2 separate regions of the Homo sapiens genome follow, and region 2 is linked to region 1. Evidence: read pairs that join two places in POLR2A ChIA-PET (ENCODE). Cell type or tissue: OCI-LY7. All regions are shown on one strand. Each heading gives the region's core, and the rest is flanking DNA. Links, peaks and the distances in the headings are about the cores only. Region 1 has its middle 67 kb from the start of ARID1A. Region 2 overlaps ARID1A (AT-rich interaction domain 1A).

The links. Peaks named below come from ENCODE experiments on the same cell type or tissue, not always from the same donor. Only the 100,000 strongest peaks of a DNase experiment are listed, where the experiment ranks them.
Region 2: POLR2A ChIA-PET joins it to region 1 with 10 read pairs; 34 of 35 experiments call an interaction of 5 or more read pairs at or near these places.

The regions. Positions count from the first base shown.
Region 1 is chr1:26,625,940-26,631,316 of GRCh38, forward strand. No RefSeq gene overlaps it. Among named protein-coding and RNA genes, the nearest start is that of ARID1A, 67 kb to the right of the region's middle. In OCI-LY7, for the core only: no CTCF peak of the experiment used is centred there; a DNase peak (open chromatin) is centred at 2,232; H3K27ac peaks cover 725 bases.
Region 2 is chr1:26,705,854-26,711,230 of GRCh38, forward strand. The region is part of intron 1 of ARID1A (AT-rich interaction domain 1A); the gene reads left to right. Among named protein-coding and RNA genes, the nearest start is that of ARID1A, 13 kb to the left of the region's middle. RefSeq lists an enhancer at 1,563-2,062. In OCI-LY7, for the core only: no CTCF peak of the experiment used is centred there; DNase peaks (open chromatin) are centred at 268 and 688; H3K4me3 peaks cover 703 bases; H3K27ac peaks cover 799 bases.

The DNA.
Region 1 (5,377 bases), core at 272-5,271:
TATTTCTGCCAAGCTTCTGCCTCTGTGTCCAGAGTTCACTGCAACTTCAACCTCATTGTTACATCCTGGTCTGCAAACTGATACCTCTTATGGGGTTGGTGCTATAAGATAATGTAACTGGGTTTTCAGTCCTATTTTATTTCTAATATTTAAATTCAGAACTTTAATCGGAAGAACCCCAAGAACATTGTCTTTCTTAAGTAAAATGAAAAAATTATATGTGAAAATGTGTTACCTCTTATTAAATCCAAGGTTAATTTTAAGAACCTTTGTATATTACTGTATTGATATTCATAACCTACAACAATGGCCCATGTACATTAGAGTCAAAATGCTGTGGTTCATGTATTACTGAACTGGAGAGCAGTGGCACTATTTAATTTCTTGAGGGAAAATCACATTGTAGACCAACACCTATAGAAAAATTGATAGCAATTGTCAGCTTTATCATAATGGAATTCAGACATTTCCTTTATCATCAGCCTCTAGGTGAATAATAATATAAATGTAGGGAAAGGGCAAGGTTTTCCTTACAATAGGATGATAACTAGTAAATATAGATAGAATGATGGAGTAAGAAACTTATTCGTGGATGCTAAAACTAGTGGGTGGCAGTTTGATAAGGAGAGGGTTATTTACATAGGAAAGTATCTGTCCATAAGTTACTTAATAGTTACAAGGGAAAATAGTGGAGGAACCTCATTACCACTGCTTTAACCAAGTCATGAAACCTAATATCACTGATATTAGGACCAACTGACTTCCATGGGCCTCCTAATAAGAAGCACTGAGGACACAACATTGCTTCAATGGTAACCCTGCCCAAAATGCACAAGCTGAATCTAATCACGAGAAAATCTCAGACCAACCCAAACTGAGGGCCTTTTATAGAATAACTGGCCTGTACTGTTCACAAATGTCGAGGTCAGAAAACAGAAAGAAAAGACTGAGGAACTAGTACAGATTAAGGTAGACAAAAGAGACATGACAGCTAAAGGCAGTATGTGATCTTGGATTTGATTCCAGACCAGGAAAAAAATAGTCTTATATCATATTTTTAGGGCTCATGCCTATAACCCCAGCACTTTGGGAGGCTGAGGCAGGAGGCTCTCTCTCAAGGCCAGGAATTGGAGACCAGCCTAGGCAATATAGTGAGACCTACTCTCTACAACAAAAATTTATAAATTAGCCTGATGTGGTGGCACATGCCTGTAGGCCTAGCTACTTGGCAGGCAAGAGGATTGCTTGAGCCCAGGAGTTTGAAGTTGCAGTGAACTATGATTCAGCCATTGCATTCCAGCTGGGCAACAGAACAAGGCTCTGTCTCTATCAAAATAATAATATTTTTAGGACAACTAACGAAATGTAATATGGACTATGAATTAGTTGATAGTATTACATCAATGTTAAATGTCCTGATTTTTATATCTATACTGTGGTAACATAAGACAATGACCTTGTTTGTTTTTTTTTTTGTTTTTTTTTTTGAGACGGAGTCTCGCTCTGTCACCCAGGCTGGAGTGCAGTGGCGCGATCTCAGCTCACTGCAAGCTCTGCCTCCCAGGTTCACGCCATTCTCCTGCCTCAGCCTCCCGAGTAGCTGGGACTATAGGCGCCCGCCACCACGCCTGGCTAATTTTTTTGTATTTTTAGTAGAGATGGGGTTTCACCGTGTTAGCCAGGATGGTCTCGATCTCCTGACCTCGTGATCCACCTGCCTCGGCCTCCCAAAGTGCTGGGATTACAGGCTTGAGCCACCGCGCCCGGCCGACCTTGTTATTAAGAAATACACTCAGGGGTAATGAGTCTCGAATATATCTCAAATATTTCAGGAAAAAATGTGCATATATTTATAACTATGTATGTAAAGAGAGAATAATAAAGCAAATGGAGCAAAATGTAATTAATTTATGAATTTGGATAAAGGACTTCTGGGAGTTTCTTGTACTGTTCTTGAAATTTTTCTCTAAGTTGGAAATTATATTGTTTTAGATCATTTGTTCCACATCTTCATTTTGAAGAGGTGAAAATTCAGATTTTGAAAGATGAAGATTTGCTGAAGGTCACACAACAATTTAGTGGCAGAGTTAGGGCCAAAACCCAGATCTGCAGAAGTCAGTCCTCGTTTTACAACACCAACTGAATCCTTTGGTGTTTTTTTGGATGGCAAAGGTTGAGCCACCCCTTTTTACTTCTCTTTTTTAGTTTTTTAGTTCCTTAGAGCTAGTTCCTTTTATTAGGGAACCAGAGTAACGTAACTAAATGCTTCTTTCAGTTCCTTCGTGATTAGGCAAAGATCAGTTTGAAGTTTTTGAGCTGTGGAGTTTGGAATATCCTTTACCTTTTGTAGGCTCAATGTCTTTCTTATTGCCAGCCTTTTCCTGCATATGGTTTGTTTCTTTTATATGGTATTATTTGTACTCCCTCTCCCATATAATGATGTATTATTGTTTAAATTTCTTTCTGTAAGCCACTGCATTTCAAGGTCTCATAAATATTATCTACTCTAAAGATAATTGGCCTGGTGCAGTGGCTCATGTCTGTAATACCAGCACTTTGGAAGGCTGAGGCAGGTGGATCACTTGAGGTCAGGCGTTCGAGACCAGCCTGGCCAACATGGTGAAACTCCATCTCTACTAAAATTACAAAAATTAGCTGGGCGTGGTGGTGTGCACCTGTAGTCCCAGCTACCTGGGAGGCTGAGGCAGGAGAATTGCTTGAACCTGGGAGGCAGAGGTTTCAGTGAGCCGAGATCGTGCCACTGCATTCCAGCCTGGGCGACACAGAGAGACTCCATTTCAAAAAATAAATAAAATAAAATAAAAAGATAATTGCATGGTTTTCATTTCTGTGATTCTATGACTCAGTTTCCTTAATTGGTAGACAACTAAGGCATAATATACTGAAAAAAAGGAGAATATAGCATCTCAGAATTATATTCTTTTTTTAAACTTTTATTTTAGATTTGGGGATACATGTAAATATCAGTTACATCGGTAAACTCATGTCATGGGGGTTTGTTGTAGAGATTATTTCATCACCCAGGATGAAACCAGTACCCAATAGTTATCTTTTCTGCTTAAACCCAGTACCCAATAGTTATCTTTTCTGCTCTTCTCCCTCCTCCCACCCTCCACCCTCAAATAGACCCCAGTATCTCTTGTTTCCTTCTTTGTGTTCATAAGTTCTCATCATTTAGCTCCCACTTATAAGTGAGAATATGCGGTCTGGTTTTCTGTTCCTGCATTCGTTTGCTGAGGATAATAGCCTCCACCTCCATCCATGTTCCTGCAAAAGACAGGATCATGTTCTTTTTTATGGTTGCATCAAAATTACATTCTTAAAGGGTTTAATCTAATCACAATAATAGAACTTAATAGTTTTAGTGGTTAACTGAGTAATATCAGCTTTGTCAAAAAATTAAGAAATCAAATCTATCATTTTCCACATAAATCGGCTAACTGCTAATTGTCGTCAGTGTGAGCACTCCTTGTCTCCAAATGAGATAATGTAAAATATTAAGTTAGACCATATGAAATTGTCATTTTCATAGCAATCGAATATCAACAATTTCATATGGTTCAACCTAATATCAGTAATGATATTACGAAGTAGTGGCATATTTTCTCTTCTCTTACTTCATTAGTAGAAGCACTTAAAGACAGCTCAAGAGTCACCTGCTCTTTATTCTCCAACTTCTCAGTTTTCTTTCCCTACCTTGGCTGTTCTTCTATGCTGACAATCGCTATGAGATTCTTGCTAGGCTTCAGATTCCTCCAAATTTCCATCTTGGCTTACATTAGCTTTCACCACCTGGGAGCCTTCTTTTCTTTCTTTTTCTTTCTTTCTTTTTTTTTTTTTTGAGACGGAGTCTTGCTCTGTGGCCCAGGCTGGAGTGTAATGGCACGATCTTGGCTCACTGCAACCTCCACCTCCTGGGTTCAAGCAATTCTCCTGCCTCAGCCTCCTGAGTAGCTGGGATTACAGGTGCCCGCCACCACACCTGGCTAATTTTTGTATTTTTAGTAGAGATGGGGTTTCACCATTTTGGCCAGGCTGGTCTTGAACTCCTGACCTCATGATCCACCCGTCTCGGCCTCCCAAAGTGCTGGGATTACAGGTGTGAGCCACTTCGCCCAGCCTCTCAGCACCCACATTCTATCTGGACCTTAGATTATTTATTTATTTATTTATTTATGATGCAGTCTCACCCTGTTGCCTAGGCTAGAGTGTAGCAGTGTGATGATGGCTCACTGTAGCCTTGACGTCCTGGGCTCAGGTGATCCTCCCACCTCAGCCTCCCAACTTAGGAAGGTTAGAGTCCTTCCTAAGATTTATGGGGTTAGGCTGGGTGCGGTGGCTCACACCTGTAATCCCAGCACTTTAGGAGGTTGAGGCAGGAGAATCACTTGAGCTCAGGAGTTTGAGACCAGCCTGGGCAACATAGTGAGACCTCGTCTCAATTTATAAAAAAACAAGGCCTCCCTCGGTAAAGTCCCTCTTGGTTAAAAGTGGATTTGGCACTATGGGATGTTAACCACCATTCTGTTTGGATTAATCTGCCTTGCAATCTTTGCTGATGGCTGTGGGTGACAGGATTAGGCAAGTATAGAATCACGGGATATGGGGAGCTTTTTTTCTCCCCAAAGGGAGAAACTTGAGAGCTGATGGGACTGCTGGAAAAAAAAAAATCCCTTCCTGACTCACAAGCAGCCACCTGAGCTTTTGATTCAGTGTCGCTGCAATGGGTGGGCCTTTCTCTGGCCTCCCTAGCTCCTAGCCTTCCCCACCCCACTGCAGGCAATGCTTCTCTTTCTCTCTGACTCCTTTCCCTTTCCTGTCTTTTCTGTACTCAGGGCAACTGTCTATTCTTCCTTCTTGCCCAGAGACCACATGTTGAAATTCCTGGTTGGAGGTCATTCCACCCCATACTGAGTGGATCAAAGATGACAGGGCCCAACCGGAGGCAAGTTTGAGCTTTGCCAGTTAAATATTGGCCACTAAGGGGAATGGCTAATGTCTATGTTTTGTGACACGTATTTTGCTCTGGTTGGAATGGGAAAGGTTAATTTGGTTCCCCCATGCAGCTAGTTGGGTGGCATCTTGCAAAATTGAGAGGCTTTTGCCTGTGGTTCCGTGAAATGGAAAACGATGATTTTCTTTCTTTCTTTCTTTCTTTTTGAGACAGAGGCTCACTCTGTTGCCCAGGCTGCAGTGCAGTGGCGCGATCTTGGCTCACGACAACCTCCACCTTCCTCATTCAAGCAATTCTCCTGCCTCAGCCTCCCGACTAGCTGGGACTACAGGCATGCGCCACCATGCCTGGCTAATTTTTGTATTTTTAGTAGAGACCAGGTTTCACTAAGTTGGCCAGGCT
Region 2 (5,377 bases), core at 227-5,226, 80 kb after region 1:
TCTATTTCCCAGTGGCTTCTGCATTTTCTAAGGGTGGACTGGAATGGGAAGAAGTCTAATGCCAAGAATGCATTCCAACATGCTGCAGAGTAGGAAATTTGATCCCTAAAATGTTGACTTAGTGTTGGTCATGGTACATATTAGAAATCACCCAGTAATCCAGGACAGATTTTTGTCACCCTCCAGGAAGTTATGTTGATATAAATACTAAGGGGCTTTGGGTACTGAGCTAAGTGCTCTGCAGGCCCAAAGCGCTGCTTGAATTGCTACCCATATGAAGAGGAAATGTGCCATGTGCCTTTTTTTCTCTCTTTTGCATTTGGGCTTCCTTATGGCTTTGTTGCTTTTATGTTCCCAAGTCTGCAAAGTTAGATATTAGACTTCCTCCTCCCTTGGCACTGGCAGATTCATGATTTTCCATGGCTCATCACTAGCAGCCAAGATTTTTGTATGCTTTTCTCTCTTAAACTTGTTCGTTTTCAGCTTGCTTGTTTATAGGCATCTCTGTTAAAAGGAACCCTTCTTTTCCCCTTAAGATCTAGCACCAGGGGTGCTTGGGGGTTGTTGTGATATCAGTCAATTAAAAGCCCATTTGGTGTGTGCTTGGTGTTTTTATTTTGCTCATGTTTTCTTTGAGGTCACAACGTGCTTGCCGGGCATGAGTGCCTTTGGGCCCAGCTGTTTACTCTCAACTGCCGTGTACTTTGACTTTAAGAAAAGTGCAAATTCAGCCACGTGGTAGAGGGATTAAAGGCCACATAGTGTTGGATGCTTCCTTTTGGAAGAAACAGATATATCTTTGGGCTCTTCTTGCCCAGTGATTTCTCCTGTCTGGGGTAGACATTGTTGCTTTCTGTTGTCCTTAGAGAACAGGGCAGAAATGCTGGGAATTGGTTTATTACTGTGTCTCTTTGGCAAATATGTATGTCTTTTTCTCTTGCCCTTTGGACAACATTCTGTTCTGGTCCTAAGGTGTTGGAGTTCACAGGTTGATCTAGCGTTATGTGAAACTCTTGGTAATTTAGGTTTGGATAACCGGCTTTTAGTCTCCAGATTTCTAACATTGTGCTTGTTTAGGAATTTAGGCTTCTAAAGAGAACCATATTACAAAGCTTTTGGGGAACAATTCTGTAGGTAGTTTATCTGTTCTTGGGTCACAGATCCTCACCAGGATCCTGACTTTTTTTTTTTTTTAGACGGAGTCTTGCTCTGTCACCCAGGCTGGAGTGCAGTGCAGTGGGGCAATTTCAGCTCACTGCAGTCTCCGCCTCCTGGGTTCAAGGGGTTCTCCTGCCTCAGTCTCCTGAGTAGCTGGGACTACAGGCATGCGCCACCGCGGCTGGCTAATTTTTTTTTTTTTTTTTTTTTTTTTTGAGATGGAGTCTTGTTCTATCGCCCAGGCTGGAGTCCAGTGGTGTGATCTCGGCTCACTGCAACCTCCGTCTCCCAGGTTCAAGTGATTCTCCTGCCACAGCCTCCCGAGTAGCTGGGACTACAGGCGCCTTCCACCACGCCCTGCTAATTTTTGTATTTTTAGTAGAGATGGGGTTTCATCATGCTGGCCAGGCTGGTCTGAAACTCCTGAGCTCGTGATCTACCCGTCTCGGCCTCCCAAAGTGCTGGGATTACAGGCATAAGCCACCACGCCCGGCCTAATGTTTGTATTTTTAGTAGAGATGGGGTTTCACCATGTTGGCTAGGCTAGTCTCGAACTCCTGACCTCAGGTGATCCGCCGGCTTTGACCTCCCAAAGTGCTGGGATTACAGGCGTGAGCCACTGTGCCTGGCAAGGATCCTGACTTTCAAATGATGGCCACCATGCATTTGAGTACTTATTATGTGCTAAGCATTATGCTTAGTCCTCTTGATGAATTTCCTAATTTAATCTTCAAAACTGTATAGGAGGTGGGTTCTATTATTAATCTTCCTCTTTTACAAATGAGGAAATAGAGTAAGATAAGAAATTTGCCCTAGGGAAAATAGCTGGTAAAAGGTAGAGTTGGGTTTGTCTGACAAGGTAGACAAGGTTTGTCTGACTCTTCAAAGGTATTACAATCTAAAATACTAACTTTGCTTCTCCAAAATAAATTACTCAGGCACCAAGATTGTTTAGGACATTATTTTTACAATAGCCTGAAACTCTTAAATGGGGTGAAAGACTGAAAAGCCATTAGTTAACAATTTGACATCGTGCCTAGAGCTCTGTCCTGTCATTCCCTTCCATCCCTTCCACTTAGGGTTTTGTTGTTTTGGATTTCCGATGAATGGCCATGGCACTTGGTTTATAGCTGCCTTGTGATTCCATTGGTGAGAACTGGCAGCATCTGGTCCTCTGGTCCCCGGTCCTCTCTTTCTCAAGAGGGATCTTTTGGGGTTGAGAGTGAGATTCAGCCTTTAAGATACAGTCCTTCACTTTTTTTTTTTTTTTTTTTTTTTTTTTTTTTTTTTTGAGACGGAGTCTTGCACTGTCGCCCAGGCTGGATTGCAGTGGCGTGATCTCGGCTCACTGTAACCTCTGCCTCCTGGGTTCAAGTGATTCTTCTGCCTCAGCCTCCTGAGTAGCTGGGATTACAGGTGCCCACCACCACGCCCAGGTAATTTTTTGTATTTTTAGTAGAGATGGGGTTTCACTGTGTTGGTCAGGCTGGTCCTGAACTCCTGACCTTGTGATCCACCTGCCTCGGCCTCCCAAAGTGCTGGGATTACAGGTGCGAGCCACCGCACCCAGCCAGAGTCTTTCACTTTGATCTGAGTGAAAGTGACTTGAATTATGAAAGTATATGCAGAGTGATATTACTTTTCCAGAAACTTGGAGCACTTGCTGAAGAGGCAGGGATTATTGTCTTTTTTTTTCTTTTGAGATGGAGTCTTTGCTCTGTCGCCCAGGCTGGAGTGCAGTGGCGCGATCTTGGCCCACTGCAAGCTCCGTCTCCTGGGTTCACGCCATTCTCCTGCCTCAGCCTCCCGAGTAGCTGGGACTACAGGTGCCCGCCACCACGCCCGGCTAATTTTTTTGTATTTTTAGTAGAGATGGGGCTTCACCATGTTAGCCAGGATGGTCTCGGTCTGCTGATCTCGTGATCCGCCCGCTTCGGCCTCCCAAAGTGCTGGGATTACAGGTGTGAGCCACCGCGCCCAGCGGATTATTGTCTTAATTTGCCACTTGGGGGAAATGAACACATAAAGTTGAGTGCCACATACAAAGTTTCATAGCAGAGTCATCTCTAAAACCTAGGTTTAAAGTTCTCTTAGGGCAGTATGACTTTAGGTAAGTCACTTCTCTGAATCTGTATTCTCAACTATATAATGAGGAAAAATATCTACCTTGAAGCTATGGTAAATATTAGATATGTGAAAGTACTATTCGTTTATCAAATACAATTCTAACATGACTCCTGATTGGTCAATCCCACAACTATCTCTCCCACTCTCCAGCCGTCCTTTTCAGAAGCAAGCCTCCAGGAGAGTTGATACCACTATTCCCACCTTCCTCCTGTGCATCCACCAATCTACCTCACATTCTCCTCCCCTGCACCCAGCACCCCTGGAATGCTACCACCCTGCTCCAGCCAGGAGGCCAGAAGGGTGATGTAGGAAGATTGCAGCACTACCATGGAAGTTCTCAACAGCACCCCCGACCCAGGACCCCAGGTTCCCACTGGCCCTGCTTCTCAATTCAGGAGAGATAGAATTGAGTGGTTAAAGCTAGTATTGGTCTTTACCGAATTCAAAATTTTCCCTAGTTTTTAGCTACATCTGAGTTACTGTAATGCTTTTTTTTTTTTTTTTTTTTTAAACTAAAATTTGTTTAGAGACAGGGTCTTTCTCTGTTTCCCAGGCTGGAGTGCAGTGGCTATCCACAGGCACAATCATAGCCCACTCTCAAACTCCTGACCTCAAGCAATCTTCCTTCCTCAGCCTCCCAAGTAGCTGAGCTACAAGCACATGTCACTATGCCAGCTATCAGGGCTAGCTTGCTTACTTTTTTTTTTTTTTGGAGACAGAATCTCGCTCTGTCGGCCAGGCTGAAGTGCAGTGGCATGATCTAGCTCACTGCAACCTCCGCCTCCTGGGCTCAAGCAATTCTCCTGCCTCAGCCTCCCGAGTAGCTGGGATTACAGGCGTGTGCCACCACGCCTGGCTAATTTTTGTATTTTTAGTAGAGACGGGGTTTCACCACGTTGGCCAGGCTGGTCTGGAACTCCTGACCTCAGGTAATCCACCCACCTGGGCCTCCCAAAGTGCTGGGATGACAGATGTGAGCCACCGCACCCGGCCTATCAGTGCATTAAAACACACAGGCCGGGTGCGGTGGCTCATGCCTGCCATCCCAGCACTTTGGGAGGCCAAGGCGGGTGGATCACAAGGTCAAGAGATCGAGACCATCCTGGCCAACATGGTGAAACCCCGTCTCTATTAAAAGTACAAAAATTAGCTAGGCGTGGTGGCGGATGCCTGTAGTCCCAGCTACTTGGGAGGTTGAGGCAGGAGAATCGCTTGAACCTGGGAGGCAGAGGTTGCAGTGAGCCGAGATCACGCTTGAACCTGGGAGGCAGAGGTTGCAGTGAGCCGAGATCACACCATTGCACTCCAGCCTGGGCGACAGAGCGAGATGCCATCTCAAAAAATAAAATAATACATACACACACACACACACACACACACACACACACACCACTTGTTGTTCCAGCTTGAGAAGTGGATTAGTGCAGTGGTTCTCAGTGTGGTCCCTAGCCACCAGCATCAGCATTACTAGGTCCTGTTAAGAAGCACAGACCCTTGGCCAGTCCTATCGAATCCAAAACTCTGTCAATATGTTCTAACAAGTCCTCTAGGCCATTCTGATGAACACTGAAGTTTGAGAACTACTAGATTTATACATTTACACTCAACTGGGCTGCAGAGTATATCCAGATTACCTGAGGGGCTGCTTCTAAATTATACCATAGATTGATGTTTTATGTCTATGTGCCCTCCTATGAAAAAAGTATTAATGAATGGAGAAAAGGTTAAAATGCTTGAGGCTAGGGGAGTGTGTTAGTTTGCTTGGACTGCTGTCACAAAATACCATAGACGAGGTGGCTTAAACAACAAACATTTACTACTTGAAGTCCTGGAGGGTGAGAAGTCCAAGATCAAAATGCTGGCAGATCGGGTTCTTGGTGACAGTCATTTTCCTGGCATGTAGGCAACTGTCTTCTGTCTTCTTGCCGGTCTACCACCCCAATTAATGCCCTCTTAGCCTCTTATGTCTCTTGCTCTTTTTTTTTTTTGAGACAGAGTCTCGCTTTGTCACCCAGGCTGGAGTGCAGTGGTGCAATCTCAGCTCATTGCAACCTCCGCCTCCTGGGTTCAAGCAATTTTCCTGCCTCAGCCT